Linked DNA regions of Homo sapiens: region 1 is linked to region 2. The links are chromatin loops, found by intact Hi-C in ENCODE. Cell type or tissue: Caco-2. All regions are shown on one strand. Links, peaks and the distances in the headings refer to the core of each region. The heading gives the core; the rest is flanking DNA.

What was found. A loop is a pair of places that touch in the nucleus more often than their neighbours do. Peaks named below come from ENCODE experiments on the same cell type or tissue, not always from the same donor. Only the 100,000 strongest peaks of a DNase experiment are listed, where the experiment ranks them.
Region 1: it touches region 2 in a loop (6-fold over the local background); 13 of 110 quality-filtered maps call a loop at or near these places.

Annotation. Positions count from the first base shown.
Region 1 is chr7:87,322,490-87,338,656 of GRCh38, forward strand. TP53TG1 (TP53 target 1) reads right to left here. Exons shown (of 3, transcript NR_015381.1): 3 at 2,858-2,955. Among named protein-coding and RNA genes, the nearest start is that of TP53TG1, 15 kb to the right of the region's middle. RefSeq lists an enhancer at 7,291-8,490. In Caco-2, for the core only: no CTCF peak of the experiment used is centred there; a DNase peak (open chromatin) is centred at 8,692.
Region 2 is chr7:87,412,534-87,421,941 of GRCh38, forward strand. It overlaps ABCB4 (ATP binding cassette subfamily B member 4), which reads right to left. Exons shown (of 28, transcript NM_000443.4): 19 at 7,465-7,542; 20 at 6,004-6,087; 21 at 4,779-4,982; 22 at 1,084-1,184. Among named protein-coding and RNA genes, the nearest start is that of ABCB4, 58 kb to the right of the region's middle. In Caco-2, for the core only: a CTCF peak has its summit at 4,339 (motif pointing left); a DNase peak (open chromatin) is centred at 4,368.

The DNA of each region.
Region 1 (16,167 bases), core at 4,230-12,229, 86 kb before region 2:
AACTTATAAAATGTCTTATTATTGAAAACATGGAGAATATGAAAATGTAGAAAGAAAGAAATCACACATGGTTTTACCACTCAGTAATCATCATTGTTAATATTCTGAAGTATGTTTTTTGAGGTGTTTTTTCATAAAGTGGTTTAATGGGGATACTTAAAAGTTGCTAGGTGGGGGTTCTCTGTGCATTTTCCCTTCAGTGGCATTTAAGAAAAGTGCTGCTGGCATTCCATCCACTCATTTTCATCTCTTCCATATCCTTCTTTCTTACTGCTTCTCTTGAAAAATTGCATTCTTTTCTTTATTTTTTTTTCTTTTTGCCTTTAAGGGATGTTACAGTCTTGCCAGTGCACCACAATGTAGCAATCTCTCATTTTGAGGTATCACCCAGAGCTCTTTGTCTCAGGACTAAGAAAATTAAGAAGCATGGACACAAAGGGTGAGGTTGGAGCAAAAGTTTAATAAAGTTTAATAAGCAAAGAAGAAAGCTCTCCACCACTGAGAAGGGGCCTGGAAGAGAGTTGCCATTTTTACAGTTGAATGCAAAAGCTTTTATAAAAGAGGATAGCTGGGCATTTCATCTGCATAAAGCATGAATTTCTGCTAGCTCCACCCTGTCCTCCTAGTGTACATGTGGGCCCTTAGCTTGAGGTACTCCAAATTGCTTTGTTCCCCAAAGTATGTGTGAGGGGGGCAGAACTTTGCTGAGCATGTCTGGACAAGTCACCTGTGAAGCCTTTCTTATCTGTGTGGCTGTGGCCATGTCTTAGGCAAGCCGCCCTGTGCAAGTTCCCTTATATGTGCCTTCAGGCTGTTCTTTTGTTTGAAAGAATTCAACCAATGACCCACTTTAACTGCCTCCCTGACCTCTTTCTTCCTTTCTCCTGTCTTATTTCCCTCCTCAAGGGTGGAGACCCTAACTGGTCTTAGGGGGAATGGGGTGATGATTCTTCTAGCTACTTCCTACTGGAAAGGGGCACTGCATGGGGAACAGCAGCTAGGGTTTCTCCTGGGGCTGGTCTAAGGATTCCTGGAAGAAAGGCATATCCATGTATTGTTTCATTTGCATTACCATTTGGAGTTTGATAGTCTTTAGGCAAGAAGAAACAATTTGGGTTATTAGAGGAAACAAGCAGGGGATAAGCACAGCTTAAAAATCCCAAGGCTGCTGACATGTACAGATAACTGGTGGCCACAGTTATGCCCACTAAGATTTGAGTGCAAGGGGCTTGGCTTTGGTTAACTTCCTTGGTTTTATTTTCCCAAAGAAACCTCTGGGTTATGGGTACCCTATTTACTCCCATCACCTGACAGGATTTGTAGGATAATTGCCAAGAACTAGAATATTCAGATTTGTACATCACCCATCCCTTTTTGCACTTTCTGAGCTGCAGCCAGAGATTGCTGGTTGGCTTATAGGAATAAGCAGGATTAGTTTAAAATGTAGGCAAAAACTTAAAAACAATCAATGAGATTAGAATTAATGACAAGCATATGATATGTTTTGAAACATAATTTTTCTGTCTCTACTCATTTTTGTTAAAAAAACAAATCATGATAGGACTGAGTTGTTTGCAAAATCAACTTTAGTTTTATACTTGGCCTGATTATTTGTACAAAGCACAGCAAGAATAATTATTTTTACATAGGTTTTTATATTATCTTTGATGAAACTGTTCCACAGGAATCTCAGAACTTTTTAAAGCTGAGCCCAGCCATGGGTTTGTACCCTCAAATACCTATGAGTTGGGTGAATTCCTCTCTCCTTGAGGTCCTAAGAACATGGTGTTCCTGGGCCTGTAGAAAGTGATATTCTTTACTCACCACAGGTTAGGAACCCTGTTCGGGGGCTGTGTAGACAAAGTATGAGGCAGTTTTCCCAAGGGGCTTTTATTGGCTCTGCAAGTCAAGCTCGATTCCTTAAAGGGAAGCACAGCCTTTAGTCAAAACCTTGAGAAAACAACCAGTTTCTCCAATTGTGTCCTCTTGTAAAAGAAAATGATTCTCATTGTGCTGATGCAAATAATTATATTGCCATGAGTTAAGAATACTCACAAATACTTTCCAAGTTCTAGAGGAACCAGAGAGAAACAAATAAATATGCTCTGAATTTTATTTACAGAAGTATACCTTACATAATTATTAGAGGCTATAAATAGCTTAAAATAAGTTTCCTTGACTCTGAAAAACAAAATAAGGATCAGCAACATTTTAAGCAAAAAGGTTAAAAAGTCCATTTTGTTAACTCTTGTTTTGCTTGATATTCATGAATATTTTAGCTCTTCATGAGTCCTGTACATTTTTCCTTTATTCCAATGTCATAATCTCCAAAGTTATCAGAAACTTGCATTTGAGAGCATGTGTCAAAGTCCTATAGCTGATTATAAACCATCCTTTAAAGAGGATTAAAACAAGACGATTTTGAATGGTGAAATGTCCAAGGTAGTTAGTCAAGAACATGACTGACAAATTTTATTATTTCTGTGTTTTACAATAACTTAACATAATAACCTTAATTATGATTTCTAGCATATACTCAGACATTAGAATTTTAGAAATCCCATACAATTTTGGAAAATATATTAATATTATTCACTAAAATATAACCTGAAGATCATTAAACACCATTTGGCCAATCCCATGTACCTAAACATGTTAAATAATCCTGTTTACCTCTCTTCTGGATGCTTCAGGGGCCTTCTGTAGCATCCAAAAGCTAGGGGTCAAGAGAGACAATTTTGAAACTGAAGTTTGATTTTGGGAAGTAAATGTTAGAGGTTCAAAACACTTAATATTACAAAATACAATTCCAGATTACCATAAGTTATTTATTTTGCCAAAATTAGGACTCAGAAACTTTAAGACAAGGCAAAAACCTTTATTCATTAAGAGGGAAGATTTAGCTTTCCAAACAGTTTGTCTCCTGTCTTCTCATTCTTCTCCCTGGCAGTTTATCTGCAAGGCAAATAAAAAATTTTCATTATCCTTCACTATTACATGAAAATCTTGTGCAAGGGAGAGAAAGCCAAATTTTACTCTTACATTGGTTTTAAAACAATCCTTTATCCCTAGGCAAGATTTACATTTCTATATCTTTTTACAATCTTTTACCACAAACACATTTTACTGTTCTTACACACCTTTCATGTAAATCTATTTTTCGTAGTCTCATTTACATGTTATAATGGTAACTCTTGGCAATTTTTAACTTTAATGTAAAACTGGTACATTGTTTTAATTATGTACTAGGCCCAGATAAGGTCTGACTTTTTCCAGCATAGTTAGGGGTGGGGTTAATCTTGTATGTACCCAGGCCTTACCAACTTGTAAAGCAGGCAGTTTACAACCTTGAAACATTTAGCAAACCTAGTATCTGACTTACATGATTTAGGCCACCTATTTACATTTTGACATCTGCATTTTACCAATTATTTTTAAAACTATTTTTATTTCTTAAAGATTAAAGTTATGTGAACTAAAAGGCATTACAGCTTTTATATTTCCTTTAAAAAATTTGATTTAAGCACTTATTTTTCTTTAAGCCAATCAATTAGAGCTCTTTTTATAGGCATCACACACAATACATATATAACTACACAAGCAAACAGAAGCAGATCCAGTATTTATCAGATATTTTTGTTCATCAATCTCCTAATTGAATTATTGGCCTCTGGGTGGTGCTGTTTAAGAGCAGGGCTAGGAAAGCATGCAGTTTCTAGGGTCTAATAAACAGGTATGCTGGAGGACAAAAACAGATTTTGAGAGGGATCTACCTGCCTCTAATTCCTGCGGTTTCATGAGGAAAATGGAGGTTTCTCCCAAAATGGAACCTGTGGTGCCTTTTCATTTTTTTCCCAAGGAGTCCCAGGCCATCAGAAATTATCTTAGGGCCTCTCATGCATGCATTAAGAGTGGCAAAACAAAGTGGAGAAAAAGAATTCAGTTGACTGAGAAAAAAACCTGTTCCAGAAAAACAAGATCCAAGAAGAGAAAAACATAAAGGCCTTGTACATATACTTGTAGATTGGATATCCAGTTTTAATTAAGCTAAGCACTCTTTAAGAAAATCCTTTTAAATCTCATGTTACCTAATTTTAGCCACATCAAATAATTAACATTTCTGGTTTTTGAACTTTACCAAAAGTAACCTAACAGGTGAAATCAAGAAGCCTCAATTAAGGTTATGATTTAACCATGAGTGTACAAGGTACTTTCAAAGGGGTGGTAAGCAGCTTTTGAAACCACCATTGCAAAATTGTAACTGAGATAGTAAAAGAAATCTGACCTAACCAACTCCATCTTGCGTCTAGCCTCCCAGCTGTCCTTGTTCATTCCTGGGCATAGGCTGAACCAACTCTGGGAGGAACTTATAGTTTATAGTCCAAAACAAAAACAATAATAGCCCTTTCCCAAAACAAACCTCCTTCTTGCCTGGGGGACCAGAATGCTTTTGTAGAACCAAGAAACCAGCCACAAGATTAGAAACTATGGGTTAGGAGTCATGTAGCTAGAGGCCACAGATTCTGACCCTCCCTAAACTGCTCCTAAGATCAGCATTTCAGATATTCTGCAGACCCTGCACTTGATGGATCAGCTGGCACCACTCAGAATGATAAACTGGCTCATCTGATCTTGTGACCCCAAACCAGGAACTGACTCAGCACAAGAAGGTAGCCTCAACTCCCTGTGATTTTATCTCTGATTTGACCTATCAGCACTCCCAGCTCACTGGCCTCCCTCTATCAACCAGCCATCCTCAAAAACTCTGCTCCACAAATTCTCAGGGAGAGAGACCCAAGCAATAACAGAACTCCATCTCCTGCACAGCCAGTCCCACATGAATCACCCCCTCTCCACTGCAATTTCCCCATCCTGATAAATCAGCTCTGTCTAGGCAGCGGGCAGGGTGAACCCATTGTGTGGTTACACTTTTACAAAATCTAGAACCTTTAAAGGAAACTCAGAGAAGGAAGATTTAAGAAAGGAGCTAGAAGTTGTTCATGGAGGGGAAGAGAATGAGCAAATGGCAAAAGTCACACAGCTATTAACTTGCAAGTATTCATTCCCCAAGCCAGGATTGAACCTGGGCTGCCATTGTAAAATGGCAGAGTCTAAAACAAAGTACTGCCATGTGGTTATAGGTCAAAATGTAAAACAAGATGGAGTCCTGCAGCAAAGCTTGTAACTGACCAGTTTACCAGGCTAGATTGAACTGCAAGCTTATGGAGTCCCAAGCCTGCATTCCATTCTAAGATACCCCTCTCTCTACCTTTTCCCTCAATTGAATCAGGAGACAGGGAGGTGTGTTTCACTAAAGACTCTCTCAGCCTTTCCAAAAAGGCTAAGGGATTTTCATCTAGTTATTGATCTATCATGGAAAGTTTGGAGTAATTAAGAGGCTTGGCTCTGGTCCTCCCTAAGCCCTCTAATATGCACATTTGAAAATGTTTTAATTTGCACTCATCTAAGGTATCACTGGGGTCTCAATTAGGTTGTTTAAGAGACACTGCCTCTCTTCCTACTAGGAATGGGGATTCTGTCTCTTTCTCAACCTTTCCCTTTTTGACTGGCTTTCCTTTTTGACTGGCTATAGGAGACAAGCTGTTTGTCTCTGAATTTCTCTGCTACCTGTAGGGCTGCCTGTTTCTCAGCAGCAGTTAGGGTTTGATTTAAGAGTACATCACATCCTTCCAGGAGACTTTAAATACTTGGGATAAATCCTGGAAGGCCTCTATATGTGAGTGATGTTGGGGCTTTCCCAGAGTGAACTGTAGGGTCTAAGGTTTAAAGAAGATCCAGGCTGCACTCAAGGGGAGTGCAGGCTTGAAGATGGGTTGTTACCTATCTAGGAAAGAGGGGAGAAGAAGTCTCCTTCCTCCTTTCGGAGTGACCCAGAGTGGCGAGAAAGACAAAAAGGACATCCCCATTCTCCTCTTCCCTCCTGTCTCCTCTGGGTCCTGGCAACCATCATAGGTGCCATGCATGGATGCAAGCATGACCTTCACCCATGGATCTGGAGGAGCTAGTCAGCAGGAGTAGCCATGTTTACCTGTGTGATACCCTAGCTCTCTGCCCTGCTAATTTCCTAGATCCAGTTGGCCCATAAGGCTCCGGGGGTACCCCAGGGGCTCAGAAGAGACTGTATGGTAGTTGAATTTGGGCAAGGCCCTTTAAAGGGGGGAGTGTCTTAAATCTATCCCTTACATCCTCTTACTACCACCCAGGCAAAGTTATAAATTCCTAAAGAATGGGACCAATTGACTTCTAAACATAAGATCCCTTTCTCACTTAGATGCCAATATAGCTGGATGCAGAATAGATGCCTCAAAATAACATAAGAATTGACTGGCCATCCTCCCTCTGATGATTTTAGCACTGAGGCTAAAATCTGTCTTGCTAGAGTAGCTTTCTCCTGGCTGCTGAAAGGGGAGTTATTCTGATTACAAATAGGCCATAGGGACTGATTACTGGGAGAGGGATGTAAGAGGGAAAGGAATCAGGGAACTAGAGTTTCGGGGCAAAGGGCTGACAAGGCTCCCCACAGAGAAAAATCCCATCCCACTAGGTGGTGCCGTAGGGTTTGAAATGTTAGGGAAAAACTGACTTTCCAAGCAGAGGTTAGAAAGAGAGGTTTGGGGCTTAATAGGCTGTCCCCATAATATGCCTCCTAGCAAGAAAAACTTAACTTGTCTTATAAAGGAACTGCTTAAACTCACTGGACGGTTCTGAGCTCTTACACTGAGAAAAAACAACCCAAATGGAGAGGAGGGTATTCACTCAGGGTAAAATATCCTCCCACACAGTGCCATGAATGCTTATTATTAGGGGAAAAGAAAGCCTTTAATAGGTGAAAGTCTAGACTGAAATATTGAAATTCCCCCATCTCAAGGAAATCACAGAAGCAGCAATTTTTTTGAGTTACATTCCTGGTTACTAAGGCACTTGCTAACTTTACCCAACAAGATTATCTCCCCAGGCTTTAAAAAGTCCCTTAACACAGCATGCGAAGAAGGGATAGCAGATATGATAGCCATGAAAAGAAAGGAAGGAAATGCGATAGAAAAGTCTGGAAGTCCTGATGCCGATACCCTGATGGGCTGTTGGGGGCCAGAGTTAATCCAGGGGTCTTCAGGTAACACCGAGGTGTAGCCCCAACCAGATGTCTTCAGTTGCCCCAGGGTCTCCTTCTGTTACTTGGGGGGTCTTTGTTCTTAGAGCTCCCAAGATGGTGGTGGGCAGCTCCCAAGATGGAGGGGGGCGCTCCCAAGATGGAGGGGGGCACTCCCAAGATGGTGGCAAGCCTTTTGTTCTCTGTCCTGGGGTTCTTGGCCTCATAGATTCCAAAGAATGGAACCTTGGGCCATGTGGTGAGTGTTATAGCTCTATTAGAAGCCATGGATCACGGAAGAGAACTATGGAACCCAGCGACTAGTGTTAGGACAAACCTGGGCACTTAGCCGTGCAGGAACAATGGCGAGCCTCTAGCCCAGTTGGGAGTGGCAATGGGCGTCTCACTGGATCAGAAGTGCAGCAGACACCCTGCTGGATCCAGAGGGGTGGAAGTCAGCGGCTAGCCTGTGACGGTGAGCAATAGCTTAGCTTGAGCTGGAACAAACACGGACGAGAAGAATGTGCAGTTGCAAGATTTAATAGAGTGAAAACAGAGAGAGCTCTGATACAACGGGAGGGGATGTAAAGGGGGTTGCCCAATCCAGCTTGAATGTCTGGGTTTATATCCTGATCATTGTCCTTTCCCCTATGCTCTCAGGTGGTAGATGATTTGATTATTTCTTTACCTCCTGCTTTTAGCCTAATTGGTATTTTAGTGAGCTCTCTTTACTACCTGATTGGTTGGGTGTGAGCTGAGTTACAAGACCCACGTTTAAAGGTGGGTGTGGTCACCTTCCCCAGCTACACTTAGGAATTCTTAGTCGGCCTAGGAAATCCAGCTAGTCCTGTCTCTCACTTCCAGTCCCATAGATGGCTAGGTCCTCTGTGAAAGGAAACTGGATTGGAACAGAGCCAACATTCCCACCACATGAGGGCAATCGGGGATTGACAAAGTCCTCTAAAGCAAGCCTGTCCCCTGAGTCTTGTAAGGCTGGCAGCCACTCTAAAAGCTTTTAACTGGCTGACAGGGGCCCAGTGTTTTGTTTAACTTTTTAAAATGGGGTGAAAAGCCTCAGAAATGAAAGTAGAGTTGGAGGTCCACTCCTACTCATTCTTCTGATCTTTCCTTTCCCAGCCAATGCACCAAAATGTTAGTCTTGCCAATGCACCACAATGTAGAAGTCTCTCACTGTGAGGTATCACCCAGAACTCTTTGTCTCAGGATCAAGAGAATTAACGAGCATGGACACAAAGGGTGAGGTTGGAGCAAAAGTTTAATAAGCAAAAGAAGAAAGCTCTCCACCACCAAGAGGGGGCCTGGAAGAGGGTTGCTGTTTTTACAGTTGAATGCAAAGGCTTTTATAAGAAACTGATGATAGCTGGACATCTCATCTGCATAAGGCATGAATTTCTGGTAGCTCCACCCTGTCCTCCTAGTGCACATGCGGGCCCTTAGCTTGAGTTACTCCATATTGCTTTGTTCCCCTTACTGTGCCTGTGTTAGGGGATGGAATTTTCCATTGTGGGCTTGTCTGGGCAAGTCACCTGTTTAGCCTTTCTTATCTGTGCAGCTGTGGGCACGTCTTAGGCAAGCCCCCCCTGTGTAAGTTCCCTTATCTGAGCCTGCAGGCTGTTCTTTTGTGTGAAAGAATTCAACCAAGGACCCCCCCTAACTGCCTGTCTGACTGGTTTCTTCCTTTCTTCAATCTCAGTGACACCAACAGGATTGAAGCATTATTTAGTCTCACTGATATTTGAGGACCAAGATGTTGATGATCATCATGCTGTCAGAAATCACTAATGTTTAATATATTTATGATATAAGGCTCAATAATTAGATGAAAGTCAAAATGAACCACTTTTGCAAAAATTATAGCAGTGAGAAAATTATGGCAGTGAAAGAGATCTGATTTAACCAACCCCCAACTTACTTTTAGCTGCCCTTAATTATTACTGGGCTTAGGTCAAGATAACTTTGAGAGACATTCAGTTTATAGTTTAAATGATAATAGCCCTTCTCCAAAATGCAACTGCCTTAAAGCTAATGAGAGAACACCAGACTAGGAGGACAGAGGTGCCTGAATTCTGCTAAGGTGTAGACATAAACCAGCCATTATTCTGGAGGTCACAAAATATGCAACTTCCCCAATTATTCCTGCAGAGAACATCACTATTGTAGAACCTAAGTTTGGCCTTTTGAGATTTTTTTTCCAGGATTTTTGGCAAGTCTATCGACAAGTGGCTCCACCTGGATCAGCCAACTACTCCTGTGGCCCCACTCAGAAGGGACACAGAGCAAAAGGACAGCTTCTGCTCCCTATGATTTCATCTCCAACCCAACTAATCAGCACTCCCTATACCCTAGCCCCCTGCTCACCAAACTACCTTTGAAAAGCCCTCACCTAAAAGCCTTGAATGAGATTGATTTGAGTAATAACTCTGTCTCTGACGTGGCATCGCCAGCATCAAAGTCCTTCTTTACTGTAATGCCATGGTCTCTGTGAGTTGATTTTGTTTGTGCGGTGGGCAGAAAGAACCTGTTGGATGGTTACAGAAATAGGCTATTTCAAGTAACTGACTATATGTTGCTAGTGTTTTTCTATTAATGTTATATACGGAGATAAATGATACAAATCTCTCTAGTCTTTCTCATTCAAATTAGTGAAGTTTGTTGAAGCTCCCCTTCTTCAGGAGATGTGGGAGGACTTTTTCTCTCACATAATTCACTAGGCTACCAATGGTAACTCATTTGAATTCTGTTCTATCGCCAGACAGTAATAGCAGCTCAGGTTAGTATTTATGTGAACATTTTTTCCCTGTTCTGTTAAAAAAAACCATGTATTTCAAGGCTCTGTTGTAAACAGGTTGACTTTAAATTAAATGTTCTTGTTAATCATTTAAGGAGAATCATTAAGTTATGACTGCCCTTTGGAACACAAATGTTTATTTAAGTTCAGTATTCTGCTTCCCTAGAAATAGGATTTCTATACTCTTTCAGACGAATATTTGGTAAAATGACTTGGCTGCTTCTATATTTAAACTTCCTTTTGAAATGAAAATTTGTTCCAACATGGATTCTAAAGGTTCAGCAAAACTGCTCATGAATGACTGGTTTTAGAAGCATCTTTTGATGTTTTAGAAATTTCTGTTAAGGCCAGGCACTGTGGCTCACACCTGTAATCCCAGCACTGGGAAGCTGAGGCAGGAGGATCACTTGGGCCCAGGAGTTTGAGACAAGCCTGGGCAACATAGGGAAACCTGGTTTCTACAAAAAATATATTTTTAAAATTTTTATTTTGTCCTGCAAGCAAGTTTAAAAAAAAATGAATTTATAAAATTAGCTGTGTGTGGTTTTGCATATGTATGGTCCCAGGTGGGGCCACGGAGTTTGAGGCTACAGTGAGGTATGTGGTGCCACTGCACTTGAGCCTGGGCAATAGAACAAGACTGTCTCAAAAAAAATTAACAAAAAAATTTTTATTAATTAGTTAACTCTCGAATCAAGAATATTCAAAACCTGTATTTTACAGATTCAAAATCTGTAAAATGTGGCTTATCTTTTTTCTTTAAGATATGTAGGCTGCTTTTTTTCTATTTTTTGAACATCCTTTTATTCTCCTAAAAGTTTTCTCTTTTCCATAAAATTAAATTTACTGTTGAAATTGCATCCTTCTATAAATTCAGATTGTTTATAAATATGGGTTTGGAAATTAGCCCGTTTAAATTTGAAATTATTTTATCTTGTATTTTTAAAACTAAAAAATAAGAATGTTGTGAGAAACAGAAACAAAAATTTTGCAGATGCCTATATTTAATATTTTTTCATTATGAAATTAAGATATAATTTACACATCATAGCATTTACCCTCTTGGTTATACATTCAGTAGTTTTAAAAATATATTCACAAATTTGGCCAATAGTCACTAATATCTAATTCTGGAATATTTTAATTAATCCAGAAAGAAACGGCATACTCATTAGCAGTCACTCACCATTCCACCCTCCTCTCAGTTTTCTGTTCCTATGGATTTACTTACTTTAGATGTTTCATAGAAATGGAATCTTACAATGTGACTTTTTGAGTTTGGCTTCTTTTACTTATTGTATTATTTACAAGGTAAATGCGTGTTGTAGCATGTATCAATACTTTGCTCCCTTTTGTGACTCAATAATGTTCCATTGTATGGATATACCAAAATTTGTTTATCTATCTGTTTATGGTCATTTGGGTTGTTTCTACCTGTTGCCTATTGTGACTAGTACTGCAGTGGATATTTCTGTACAAGTATTTGTATGAGTGCCTGTTGAATTCCTTGAGTGTACAGACCTAGGAGTGGAATTGCTGGGCCATACATTCTACATTAACATTTTGAGGAATTGCCCATTTTTTCCATAGAAGCTGCACCATTTTACTTCCCACCAGCAATATATAAGGATTCCAATTTCTTCACATCTATAACTAGACCATCCTCTCTAACACTTACTTTACTTTTTCTAATACCCATCCTAGGTATGAAGCAGTATCTCATTGTGGTTTGGATTTGCAGTCCCTTAGTGACAAATGACATTGCTCATCTGTCATCTGCTTGTTGGACATTTGTCTATCTTCTTTAGAGAAATGTCTTTTCAAGTCCTTTGCCAATTTTTATAATCAGGTTATTTGTATTTTTGCTGTTGATTTGTAAGAGTTTCTTTTCATATATTCTAGATATTAGAGCCTTATTTCAGTGGTCCTCAACCTTGTGGGAACCAAGAACTGGTTTCGTGGAAGACAATTTTTCCATGGGTCGGGGCTGGGGAGGATGGTTTCAGGATGAAACTGCTCCACCTCAGATCATCAGGCATTAGATTCTCTCTCATAAGGAGTGCACAACCTAGACCCCTTGCATGCACAGTTCACAATAGGGTTTGCACTCCTGTAAGAATCTAAAACAACCACTGTTCTGCCACGAGGCAGAGCTCAGGCAGTAATACTTGCTCCACTGCTTACCTCCTGCAGTGTGGCCAAGGTCCTAATGGGCCATGGACAGATACTGGTCCATGGCTTTGGGGTTGGAGACCCCTGTCTTATTTTATATATCATTAGAAAATATATATTTTCCCACTGTGTACGTATTTTTTTATTTTTAATTTTTGTGGGTAGGTGCATATAATTTATAGCATACATGAGAAATTTTGATACAGGCATTCAACGCCTAAAAATTACATCGGGGTAACTGGGGTATCCATCACCTCAAGCATTTATCATTTTTTTGTGTTACAAACATTCCAATTATACTCTTATTTTTTAATGTACGATATATTATTTGTTGACTGTAGTAACCTTGTTGTGTTATCAAATACTAGATATTATTCATCCTATCTGTGTTTGTACCCATTAACCATCCCCACTACTCCCTCACCCCTACTACCCTTACCTGCCTCTGATAACCATCCTTCTACTTTCTATCTCCATAAGTTCAACTGTTATAATTTTCAGCTCCCATGAATAAGTGAAAATATGGGAAGTTTGTCTTTCTGTGCCAGGCTTATTTCCCTTAACATAATGACCTCCAATTCCAATTCCATCCGTGTTGTTGCAGATGATGGGATCCTATTCTTTTTTATGGCTAAATAGTACTTCATTGTGTACCACATTTTTCAATCCATTCATCTGTTGATGGGCACTTAGGAAGCAATTTAAGTTGCTTCCAAATCTTAGCTATTGTGAATAGTGCTGCAATAAACATTGGATGCAGACATCTCTTTGATATACTGATTTCCTTTCTTTTGAGTATATACCTAGCAGTGAGATTGCTGGATCATATGGTATTTCTGTTTTTAATTTGAGGAACCTCCATACTATTCTCCATTGTGGCTGTACTAATTGACATTCCCACAAACAAGGTACAAGAGTTCCATTTTCTCCACATCCTTGCCAGCATTGGTTATTGCCTTTCTTTTGGGTAAAAGTCATTTAAAAATGTTTGTTAGGTGAAATAAAATATTAATTTATATTTGGTGGTAAAGGAAGACTAAAGAGATAATATATAAGCTGAGATCTGAAGGATAAATAAGTGTTGCCAGGTGGAGATGGTGGGAAGTGTCCTTGAAATAGATGGAAGAGCATGTTAAACATTTTGATTTTAAATTAGTGTATTTCAATTTTTAATGGCTATCTCCCTGTCTAGCCTGTGAGTTCCATGAGACTAGAAAGCATATCAGTCTTATTCTCTTAATTTATTTCCTGCACTTAGTACCATGATGGCAACAGTAATTATTGTTGAATGGGTGAACAAACAGGAAAATTAAAATGTACTATATTAGGGTATTTAACCAGGACAAAAACTTTCACTTGCTTATGGGCTTGTGACATTTATCTAGAACTACTAATATTCCTAATGCCTGAATGTCATTTCCAAAGTCTAGGTTTCACTTACCACAAATATGATACAACTCATTGATTTCATATTTTCTGAAAACACTTATGGTTCTGTATACTATTACTCCTTTTTTCCTCAGGAGCTACCAAATTTCGGTGTTCCAAAGCACTACCATGGTGTTTATCTGGTTCCTGGTGCCAGGTACTAGGCTTCCGCCTGTTGTTATAGCTTTCCCAACGCTCATTCTCACTGTCATACATCTGAACAAAGATTGCTTATGGATACATAGTACAATGTACAAACACACAATTATTGCTGTTCTGGGTTGGGCATTGTGTAATTTAAGAAGTAATCTAGCCAGACATAGTGGCTCATGCCAGTAATCTCAGCTCCTTGGGAGGCTGAGGTGGGAGGATTGCTTAAGTCTAGGGATTCAAGAACAGTGTGGATGACGTAGACCACGTCTCTACAATTTTTTTTTAAATTAACTAGGTATGGTGGCACATGCCTATAGTCCTAGCTACTCAAGAGGCTGAGGTGAGAGGATCACTTGAGCCAGAAGTTCAAGGCTGCAGTGAGCTATGTTTGTGCCACTGCATTCTAGCCTGGTGACAGAGCAAGGCCCTGCCTCTAAAATGTTTTTGAAAAGAAGCAATTAAGTAATAAAACTGTTTCCAAACTCAGCTCTGCCAGTGTGTGACCTGGAGGGAAATCACATCATTATTTGCCATTTCAACCATAAAATAAGGAAATATGCATTATAGTAACTTTTTTATGCTTTTATTTTAAGTTCAGGGGTACATGTTCAGGTATGTTACATGGGTAAACTTGTGTCATGTGGGTTTGTTGTAGAGATTATTTCATCACACAGGTATTAAGCCTAATATCATTAGTTATTATTCCTGATCCTCCCCCTGCCACCCCCCGCCATTCTCCAAAAGGTCCCAGTATGTGTTGTTCCCCTCTATGTGTCCATATGTTCTCATCATTTAGCTCCCACTTATAAGTGAGAACATGCAGTATTTGGTTTTCTGTTCCTGTGTTAGTTTGCTAAGGATAATGGCCTCCAGCTCTATCCATGTCCCTGCAAAGGACATGATCTTGGACATGATCTTGTTCTTTTTGGTGGCTGTATTGTTACAGAATTAACAACTTTACAGAATTAACAACTCAAATAGTAATAAACAAGATTTGATAAACTCCAAAGAATTTTACTTTTTTAATTGAGAAAGTTGAAAGAGATAATAAATAAAGTCTCTTCTATTTTTAACATTTTATAATTCTGGAATAGTCCAAAGTTCTCATGAGTGCCTCTATCTTTTCTCCAGGTAAATACTATTTCTATACTTGTCCATGGGATCCCATTCCACTCTCACAATGAGAAACTTAACAGAGCTACATGTTACTGAGACTGCTTTAAGTATTATTTTCCCAAGACAATACAAACCTGAGTCTGGCATCACTATTTTTGGCCTCATGACTATTATATGCCATTCCTGTAGGACTGCGATTAAGCATGAACCTTTCCAGCTGCCTTTATTTAATTATTTCTGGTTCCCAGGCAACTTGTTATTAGTCCATACTTCCTACTGTGCCCATGCTTCCACCTGTTCAACTCTGCCCTTTCCTCAGCTGGACACACCCTTTTCCCATTCTCTACCTAACAAACTCCTGCTCAGAATCCTAATTTCAAGGACTGGCACTGGACATTCTCTATTATTTTAGTTTGTGTTATTCTTACTTAGGATTCTTAATACGAGCTCTCTAGACATGTAGGTCCTGAGATTTTCTCACTTGCTTTGCATTCCATTTGCTTAGAGGGTAGGGAAGGACTATCTTATTAAGGGGGCAGATTCCTGGGCCCCACTCCTCCCATCCAATTCAGGCAGTCAGGGGCAATGCTGGAAATCTGCATTTAATACAAACATCCCAAGTATTCTGATAAAAATCATAGCCCATCCTTTCAGCAATACTGGAGGTTTAAATGAATGAGCTTCAGGGGTCTGTGAACCTCCAGAAATTCTTCAAAACATTTTGTGGCTTTACATATATTTGTATTTTTCTAAGGAAAGGTTTCATAACTTCCAACAGATTATTAAAGGAGTCTGTGATAGAATTTTTTTAAAAGCAACACTATATAATGTTAAATATTTACCATAAATATATATATTTGGCTTTGTTGAATAAAACTTTTTCCTTACTTAAAGGAAAAGAAAAAAGCATGAACTCAGAAATATCAATATCCTTTTTATAAATAAATCAATTTTGATGACTTGGTAAACTATGAAGTAGTCATTATAGAAAATAAGAAAAAACATACGAAAGTGTAAATGAGAAGACAAATATTACCCAATAACCCAGAAGCAACCACTGCTAATGTTTTTTTGTTATAGTTTTCTTTAAGGTGTTATTACTGAGTCTAATATAAGCATTTTACTCTGTAAGACATTCTTCGGTATACAAAAAAAGATAAAAATGTTTAAATTGACTAAGGACAGTAGACACACAAACACACAAACTTGGATTACACACTTTAGGTTCTGGAATGCTAGTTTTAACCTAAAGTAAGCAGCACACATCTATAATGCTGGAGGAAAGGGTAGTCCCAAATTCCACCTGTCATTTGCATTTAAACAGGAAAAGTACAAGACTAGTAGTTAGATAAATCTTGGTTCTGATCTCTCTTCCATCACT
Region 2 (9,408 bases), core at 245-8,244:
CTAGATCCTGCCAGCCGCCCCTGTATATAATTTATTTTGTACAGTTTCTAATTTGACTTCATGCTATACTTTATTGGCTTCTGAATCCTCCAAAAGAACTATAATTGAGTTACTCTCAAATATGAGGGTGTTTTTGGCAAAAGGAAAAATTCAAAGTATTACTAATTTGGATGGTTTAACTTATGTGCTGTGAACATGGTGTTACAAAACTTGAGCATTCTGTGAAGCTATTGAATCTTTAAATTATAACCAAGTTCATAATTAGCTTCACCTTTCTATTCTTCCTTAACCCTCCTTGAAGTTAAAAACAGGTCATCATTAATGGTGCATACATGTTTTATGTCAAACAACAAATGGACACAAAGGTGTAGCTGCATGTTATTTAGTATCATATGAAGTGTGCATAACTGAGGAGATGGCATAAATTGAGACTTTCAAAGATATCTGTTCAAATTTGCAAGTGTTCAAAACTACTGTTCCAGTCTGCAAAATTGTAATCTAAGTTGTGTTCAACTTTGTGTTAAAACATACTCATTTATAAAATCAGGCTGCAGTGGAAATGAGTGGCAAATGGTGCCATTAGGAGTTTCTTGAATTGCTCAACTATAAACCACTGAAATAGTCTGTGTTTCTTTATCTTCAGAGTAGGTTGGATCTGGTCCTCATTCAGAGAACAAATGAAATACTTTCCTCTGGAACATACCCAATAGCAAGTCTCACTTTTGGTTCAGTCTACACACTGCAAAGAAAGGTTTGAGCAATTCCTTAAAGGAATGTTTGTCTTAAGTCACCCAGATAGGTTATTTATGTTGCCTGCACTGATAACCAAAGACTGTGCAATTCTCTATATCTTTTACGTCTTGGAGACCTATTCTTGTTGTTTGCATAAGATGTAAAAAATATAATTCTGTGTCCTAGTCACATCAAAAAGCTACTTATTTTCAGTGACAGAATTGTTGAAAAAAGGCCACCCTTATAGTCATATCATTGTTTGGAGCAGCAGAGCTTTTATTATCTTTTTGGGACAATAATTCAGCCTTAGGAAAGCACTAGGTTCTTAGCAGGAATCATATGGTTCATTACCTGTAAGGTCCATACAATTTTTCAACATACATTGATTCAAATTTTCTTTCCTGGGTCAAAGACACAACTGTCCTAATATTTTCTATTGCCTCTGTTGCAATCTGTAACACAGAATAGACCTTCATTAGAAGTGGTGTTTTCACTTCTGAAATAATGAAAAATAAGCCCTAGGGCTCTGTCAAAAGTATCCTGAAGGTTACGTTGATAGGCTTTAATTTCCTTTAAATTAAAAACCAAAGGCATAATCTGTTCAAGACTAGCTTTATGACAAAACTGGTACTTCTGGCTGTGCTAAGTATGGTAGGCAAGTCTTTGTATGCTCAGGAAGGCTGATCAGCTAAGGGCAAGAACTGTGGCCTGGGAACCAAGGGCCTGGTTCTATTCCCAGCCTGCCACCAGGCAGTTACATGACTGGCCTTAGTCACAACCCCTTTGTGGCCTGGCTTTCTTCACAAGGCAGAGTCCTAAAAGAAAGGATTAGGCTGTGATTTCTAAGGGCCTATTGGAGCTGCCAATTATTTCCTCCCTGAGTATAACTTCTTATAAAAGCTGTCCACCCACAATGGGAAGGAGATCCCAATTGTCAACAACATGAGCATGCTTTAAATCCGTGATTAAATCAGAGTCAGACATCTGACTAATCTGGGTCAATCAGATTTGGTTTCCTGGCCCTGGACACAAGTTTGAACCGTGAGGCCCTGGGGCTTCAGAGGCTGATGTCACATTGGGTATGTGTAAGAAGCTGGTCTGAATATACAGCATCCGAGGAATGGAATAGATGTATAGGAAGACTCAGATATTAGAGCCTGTGGCTGTAAGAGCCAGTTACACACAAACTGCCTGTATTTCTTGCACTTTGGAGTGTCCTTATATCAAATCGCTTTTACCCAAACCAGCCAGAGCAGTTCTCTGATTCTTACAGCCAAACCACCCTTGACAAATGTTGATTGTCTGTGACTTAGCTATTTAGTCTAAATCTTAGTTCTGTAGTTGAGTCATCTAAACCAACAGCACATGGAGCATAAGATCTTAATTTTAGGTTTTTAACAGCTTTAAGACTTTTTTTTTTACCTCAGTTCTTAGCTTCTGCAATGAGCTGAAAGGAAGATATGTGATGCTTGAGACTGAATAACCATAGATTTTTCATTTGTAATAAAGATATAACAGATAGCAATTACAAGAATAGAGAAAAATTACTGAGCTTTTACTATGTCCAAGTATTACCTCATTCACCAATATGATCTCATTTAGCCTCACAACCTTGAAAGGGAAATAGTATTCCTATTTACACAGATGAGAGAACCGAGGCACAGAGAAGTTAACTGAATTGCCTTAAGTTCTAAAGTTAATAAGTAGCAAAGCAAGAATTCCAACTGAGACTATCTGATGTGGAGTCCATGTTCCTAAGCCATAATGCTATTCTGCTACCCCTGCTGTGTAATTTACACAAGGAGAAACCAGTAATGACTTGACACTCCTCTTGACATTCTAGTCATGGATCAACTCCCTTACGGGTTAGCTGTGGCACAGAGGGCCCTTAATCTCAGTGACCAGACAAGCCCTGGGTCAAGATGGTTATGAGGCAGTCTTCCCTCCCCACTCCCTGCCCAGTAACCAACACCCTCACTACCAAGCCCTTTTTGGAAAATTGGGATGGGAATACCTCAAACCCTGTTGTACTTTAATGATGATGAAACTGTACCCAGGTAAATGAGAGTGTTTCTTTTTAAATAGTGATTTGGGGTTTTTCTAGAACCTTCTTTCCGACTCTTAAGCAAGTGCTGACTGAGTAAACAATATTAAACTATGATTGAACTGCTGATATTAACATTTAAAACATTTTTAATCTTTCATATTTAAAATCTTTCATATTTCATATTTAATCTTTCATATTTCATAACCCTATTAGGTTAAAGTAGCTACTAAAAAAATTTAAACTGGCCAGTCTGAGTTATTCAATCTCTGATGCTTAGAATAACAGGGTTTTAGCTGGAAGGAACTTGGGGCAGTATCTGGTACAATTTCTCATTTTACTAAGGTAGGACATGAGGACTAGAGAAGTTGGGGATCTTCTCCAGCCTCACACACTGTGAATAGCAAGACCAAAGCTAATAACCCAAGATTTTGTTTTGTTTCAATACTGCTCAATTCTACCTGCTCTACTCTGACAAAATTCTAACAATTAATGGAGCTAAGACTATTAACTAGATTCAAGATGTTTTCTATCATGTAACTTGTCTAAGAAAAGTTTATTTTCATTCCATCCAACTGACCATTCTCCCATATGAAATGTGGAAAGAAGCAGGATTGAGGGGCAGGGGAGGAAACAGAGCTACACAGTGTTTCTTCAGCAGTTAGTTGAGACACTCAGAAGTCAAGGAAATGATGCCCTAAAGTACCCACAGCCAGCAGCCAAGAGAATCTTCAAGAACTCTAGACACCCAGGGGTTCCCAAGTCCTGGGAACCACATATTGTCCTAGCAAGCTCCAAGTCTTGGAGAGGATGCAGCGTGAAAATGAGGAGAGTGAATTCTGATGGAAACCTGGAGATACTATTATACCTAACGCTGCATGCAGCGGCAGCTGATGCTGATTACAAGAGGACAAGAAAGGATTTCACCAGACATAATTGGTTTAGTGGAAACATGGTTAGTCCGAATGTTAATCTTCCCTCTTAATATGGTGCCTCTGAAGCTAGTCACTCACCCAGTCTCTGACGCCTTCTTCCCTATAGAGATACTGTCTGTTCCACTTCTCATAACTAGTTAAGGTCAGTTGCAGTAATGCTTGTAAAAGGGCTTTGTAAAGTGCAATGCTATAAAACCTATATCACAATTTATATTTATTATCTGCTTCACTTCCTCATGTTTCAATAAAGGATAATAATTACATAAATAAGACTAAGAATGTTCATGGTTATAATCTACATGTGAACATTTCAGTGCATGTACTTGTAAATAAAATGTTTATGTGTAGATTTAGACACTTAAACACATATAAAGAGACCATATAGTAGAGGTAAGAGCTTTGAAACTAGACCTGAACTTAAATCCCAGCCAAATCTCTAACTTCTGTTTGAATCTCAGGTTCTGTATTTCTGAAATTGGGATAACAATAGTGCCTGCCTTATAGGATTATTGTGAAGATGTAATAAATTGGTGCATATAAATATGTAGCACAATAACTGGCACGTAGTAAGGCTCAAGTAAATGTTAAGCCCAATTGCCATTATAGTGAGAACCACAAAATTGAGGCATTACTGCCATCTGGTGGCTGCCATCTTAATTATAGAAATCACAGCCAAAAAGAAGAGGATCTCTTAAATGCCAGCACATGTCCGACCCTGAACAATTCACTTACAGTCTTCTGCATGAAGGTTTGTGAAACAGGGATGACATTTGTCCAAACAGTAGCATTTGGACATGAAGTAAAATGAAATGCACTTTGAATATTCAGAAGTTCTTTATCATAACTATGTTAAGTGCTTTCTATAGGCTCAACGTTTTATGTTAATCACCTTATATTTAAGTTCTAGACATTAATACAGTAAAATATTTCATACACAATTGACAATTATTAGTTGTAGTGGGCACAAACATTTAATTATTAAAGCCTGCATATCATGATAAATAATTCAAATAAAACACATGTCTAAAAACAACACTTAACACCAATTGAAATCTTATTTGACCTACCTTTCCAGCAGCTTCCAGTTCTTTTTTATCTCTTTTGGCATTTCCAGCCAACAATTTCATTTCAACAATTCCTGACACAGCAATAATTGGAACAACTGCTAATAGCAATAGGGTTAACTGCCAACCGTAGATAAATGATATGATAATACCAGTTCCAAGGTTAGCTATATTCTGTGCAATTAAAGCCAACCTGGTTCCTGTGGCCTGGGAGAGAAAAAGCACAAAGCAACTGTAGTTTTAAGCTCCAAATGCATGCGCTCCAGCCTTAGCCTCTTGGTCAGAATGATGAGTGGGTTCTATGCCTGAGCTACATTGGCTTACTTTCATTACAATAAACCCACAACACCTGTGCTTAACTCATGAGGCTCTGCAGACATTTCTTCATTGTGCCTTTACACTCTCATTCCTCTCCTGCCCACCTGAACCAACATTCTAGAACCAAGTAATCAACTTCTCTGCTTTGTGGATGGGCACTGGGGGTGCATGTATTTTTTCATAGATGCAATGTTCAAAGAGGAAACTAACTCCAATGTACCTGGGTAATTTTAAAGACCATTTAATTCAAAAGTGTAAAAGGGAAAGAGACCATCTGTTGTTACAAAGGGTACGTGTCCTAAGAGACATCCACCACAAAGCACATATAAGGATGAATTAGTGTTGTACCACTCAGAAAACAAAGGTGGCTGTAGCAACATTGCAGTCAGCTCTCTGCATCCATTCCTCCTTCTCCTGTTGTGTGGAAGCAGTGAGCTGCAAAGTAACCCACCTCAGCTAAAGGGGTGGGGGACGTAGGCCACTCAGAACACCACCATCCCCTGGAGACAGTGGTTCAGGGTGGGGCATGTGACCCAAATTAGCCCAAATTAGATTTCAGCAAAGGGTTTTTGTTTGGTGGTTGAGGTAGAGGTGTGTGCTCTCTTTCACTGGATGGGAAATAAGGAAGCCTGTAGTTCTAATTACTATTAGCAGCCATCCTGTGACTGCAGGGAATCAGCCTTGGGATAAAGCCAAAGCCAATGAGGGAACCTGGATTCTGGATTAAATCTGGAGGGGGCAGTGGGTCAATCAACCTTGAAGTTTAATCTTCTGCTTATTGTTTACAGCAGTTTTGATTTGAGCTTTCTGCTATTTCTAGCTGGAAGCATCTTAACAAGTGTGGGTATGCTACATGCTTATCTAAAACCATGTTATGTAAAAAACTACAAGTAGAGTGCAGTCTACCTACTCCTTGGACTTGGGCAGCATCTGTGGCAAGTCTTGTAGAAAGTGCACCAGTACTGTTTTTATGGTCATCAAACCAGCTCATGTCCTATGGCATAAAATACACGTTTATGTTAGTTCAAAATTAAAACAAGCAAAGAAAACCAGACAAAGCCTCCCAAAGCTCCAATGCTGAGGAAATTTAGGGGAGACCTCATATGCAGTGTAGAGTCCCTGGCCTTGCTCTGAGCACACACCCCCAGAATCTAGCAGAACCCAGCTTCCTGACTGCTCTGTGGTAGCAGGGAGGGCATCTCTGGTCTAGGGGGGCAGGGCTCACCCAGATGGCTGCCATGCTCCTTGCCAGCTCCTCCCAAGGCTGGGAGGCTGGTAGGCATTCCATTCACCCAATCATCAGGTCTTTCACTATGGACACTTCTGCCCTGATATGGTGTTGTCTCTCATAAAGGGTGGTGGAGCTGTCTTGGACATGTTGTTCTGATAGATTCTAGGCAGGAGAAAATAAGCACTGGTTTCTCACCAAGCTTTTGTTTGATTTTTTGTTAAACACTGATTGAAAGTGTGTCTGATCTCCAGTTAGCCACAGGGATAAAAAAAGAAGCATGTCTGAGACTTAATTTTAATTGTAAGCTACTCATCCATGGCATCTTTTACCTTCACATAAAATAATTTTTCCTGCATAGCAAGAGTTTAGGAGATACTGAAATAGGATTTGTAGACAGATTTAATCAGAATATACTACCTACTATGTGCCCATTTGTGAACAGAAATGTAATCAGTTCCTGTCAATTGAATGGATAATATTCTGGCCCTCTCTTAGGCATTTTCTATAAAAATAGATAATTCATGTTTGCATATTTTCCTATGTCAGGCACTAGAATGTGAACTTACGAGGAGAGCAAATAATGGATTATACAGTACCAGCCACCAGCACAGTGTCTGGTACATGATAAGTAATGTTTGAATAAACAAACAAGTGAATTAATGTGAAAATAGACCTCAAATAAGAAATAAACAAAACTCAATTATTAACATTTGAGGATACCTACAGTTAGTATGGTAGATTGTGGTACATGAGATTAAATGCTATCAACTAGGTTTTTCTTGGTTTAAAGACATCCTGGAGTCTCAATGGACTCACCAGGGCCTGCACAGGATCCAGAAAAGAGATACAGGTCTTCGAAATGATAGTGTCTACATGGAGAGAGATATTTACAGAATAAGCCAAAGCTACCCAAATAAAGCCTATTTCTATGAAAAAAAACAAAAACAAAAAAAAAACAAAAAAAACATGAGAAGTCTTTAGCTCTTGAAGGACCAGGACAATTTGCAGGACTCTGCCCCATCCTTGCGTGAATACCCTGGGGGGAAAACATGCATATCGACATAACAATAAGAACAGTAAGAAGCTTAATATGGAAGAAATGTGAAAGATCAGAAGGCATTCTCCAGCGCACACTCCTACCTGTCTTAGCATTGCTTTAAAAGCCATTGACCGCAGTCTTCTGGTGAGGATCTCGCCAGCTTTCCCAAACGTGAAACCCTGGTTGAGAAAAAAGGCTATGGTCTCTTTTGATCTTTATGTATGTAATTGCACCAGACCAATCATGTTCAACTTTTATGTAGCAAAGTTATGAGTTGTTTTACAGTTGCCACGGATCCTCAAGTCATGTTAATAACCTGAGCAGCCCCAGATGAATCAAGCATGCAACCATAGCAGGAACCTAAGTGCTCCGAAACAAGAATCAGGGACTGAATTAAGAAGCAGACACCACATGGCAGGATGCAGGATTCAATCAGATTGAGCTCTGACACCACCCCATGGCAGGATCCAGTCAGATGGTGCTTCCCGGCATCACTTCATTGCAAGATCCAATCAGATCACACTTCATTACCATACGCTTATAAAACCTGACCCAGCCTCCAGCTTGGGGAGATACTGCTTTGGGAACTAAGCTCTGTGAGCTTCTCACTTGTGACAAGTTATAAAATTCCTTTGCTAAATCCTCCTTGATGTGGTCATTGGGTTGAAACCCACCAAGTGACCAAACCTGCCCGTTGTGTGGGTAACAGTTGCTAGTATTCTGACACAGGTGCCTATATTCACATTGATTTTACATTATTTGTATGTTAACTATTTAAATAACAAAAGTCCAGGACCAAATACGAATTCAAAGCCCCCACGTCAAATTCATGTACTGCAAAATCATCAGTATGCATTACAATCAAAGGCCAAAAATCTTAAAGGTGTCCAGTTCTGGCTTCTAAACCATTCTAAATAGGTTTATTTTTCAAAACTTTGAAGGACAACATCTCAGTGACAAAGATACTGTGTTTAACTACAAAATTCAGTGTGTTCCTACTACTTCCAATAAACCAGTTAAATACAGAAGTAACAAAGTCCTACACACGAATTCATTTTGGCTCATGCAGTGTAAAGGAAGGATGACCTTAGAAACAAGATCCAAATGAGTATGCTGGTTCCTGGTCACAGCTCCACCTGCACTCAGATTGGGGAACAATCAGGGTACTCTTCCTTCCCCAGCCTCTTTGGGACAATTTCCTACTTTCTAATTACCACATCCAAACTGGAGAGGAGTCCAGATATCCAGAAGTGGGCTTACTTCTGGGACGTGTGAGTCTCCAGCCACAGTGTGAGTGTTGGGGTAGCCGTGCCGAGGGCACACGGGGGAGTGCACATCAGAACTGTTTACTAAGCCAGGGGGATAGATGATCAGTGCACCCAGTGAATCGGCCCCAGGTGTTCCTTGTCCAGGACCAGACTGCCCTCCCCCTCCATTTGCTGGCGGATTGCTACAGGTTCTATGCATCAGCCCACTGTTCCTGCGGCCCCTGAAACACATTTTCTAGCTGCACTCCCTAGCATGCCAGGGACTGGGGCTGGATCAAATCATTGAGTTGTGTCTAGTAGGGCAATGATTTCTAAATAAAAAACTTGGTTTACTTTGCCATTGGTTCAACAATAATAAAAGAGAAGCATGCTGGCATGACTAGGAAACACTATTTTGCTGACTTGATGGATTGTATTATATTCGAAAGGCCTATGTGGTGCCCACTGGGTTAAAGAGACAAAAGAAATTACAGAGAAGTCTAACTGGGTAGAAAAGTACAATTAGAGAGTTTGACTAGTTTATTTTGGCCAGGTCTACAACGTTAGAATGCAAAATATTATGTTCTTTCAAATAGTTCATCAATTAAGTAGGAAAAGATCAGAGAAGTTACTTGATATTCTATAAAGAGTAACAACAGAAAAGAGAATGCTATTGGACTGTACTTTCCCAGTTCCCAACCTGTTGAATTTAAGTTACTCTTATGTTCTGCAGTAAACTGAGGTCTCTTGTCCTTGGTAATGAATGTCTGCTGAGGGCAAACTTGTAATGTAATATAA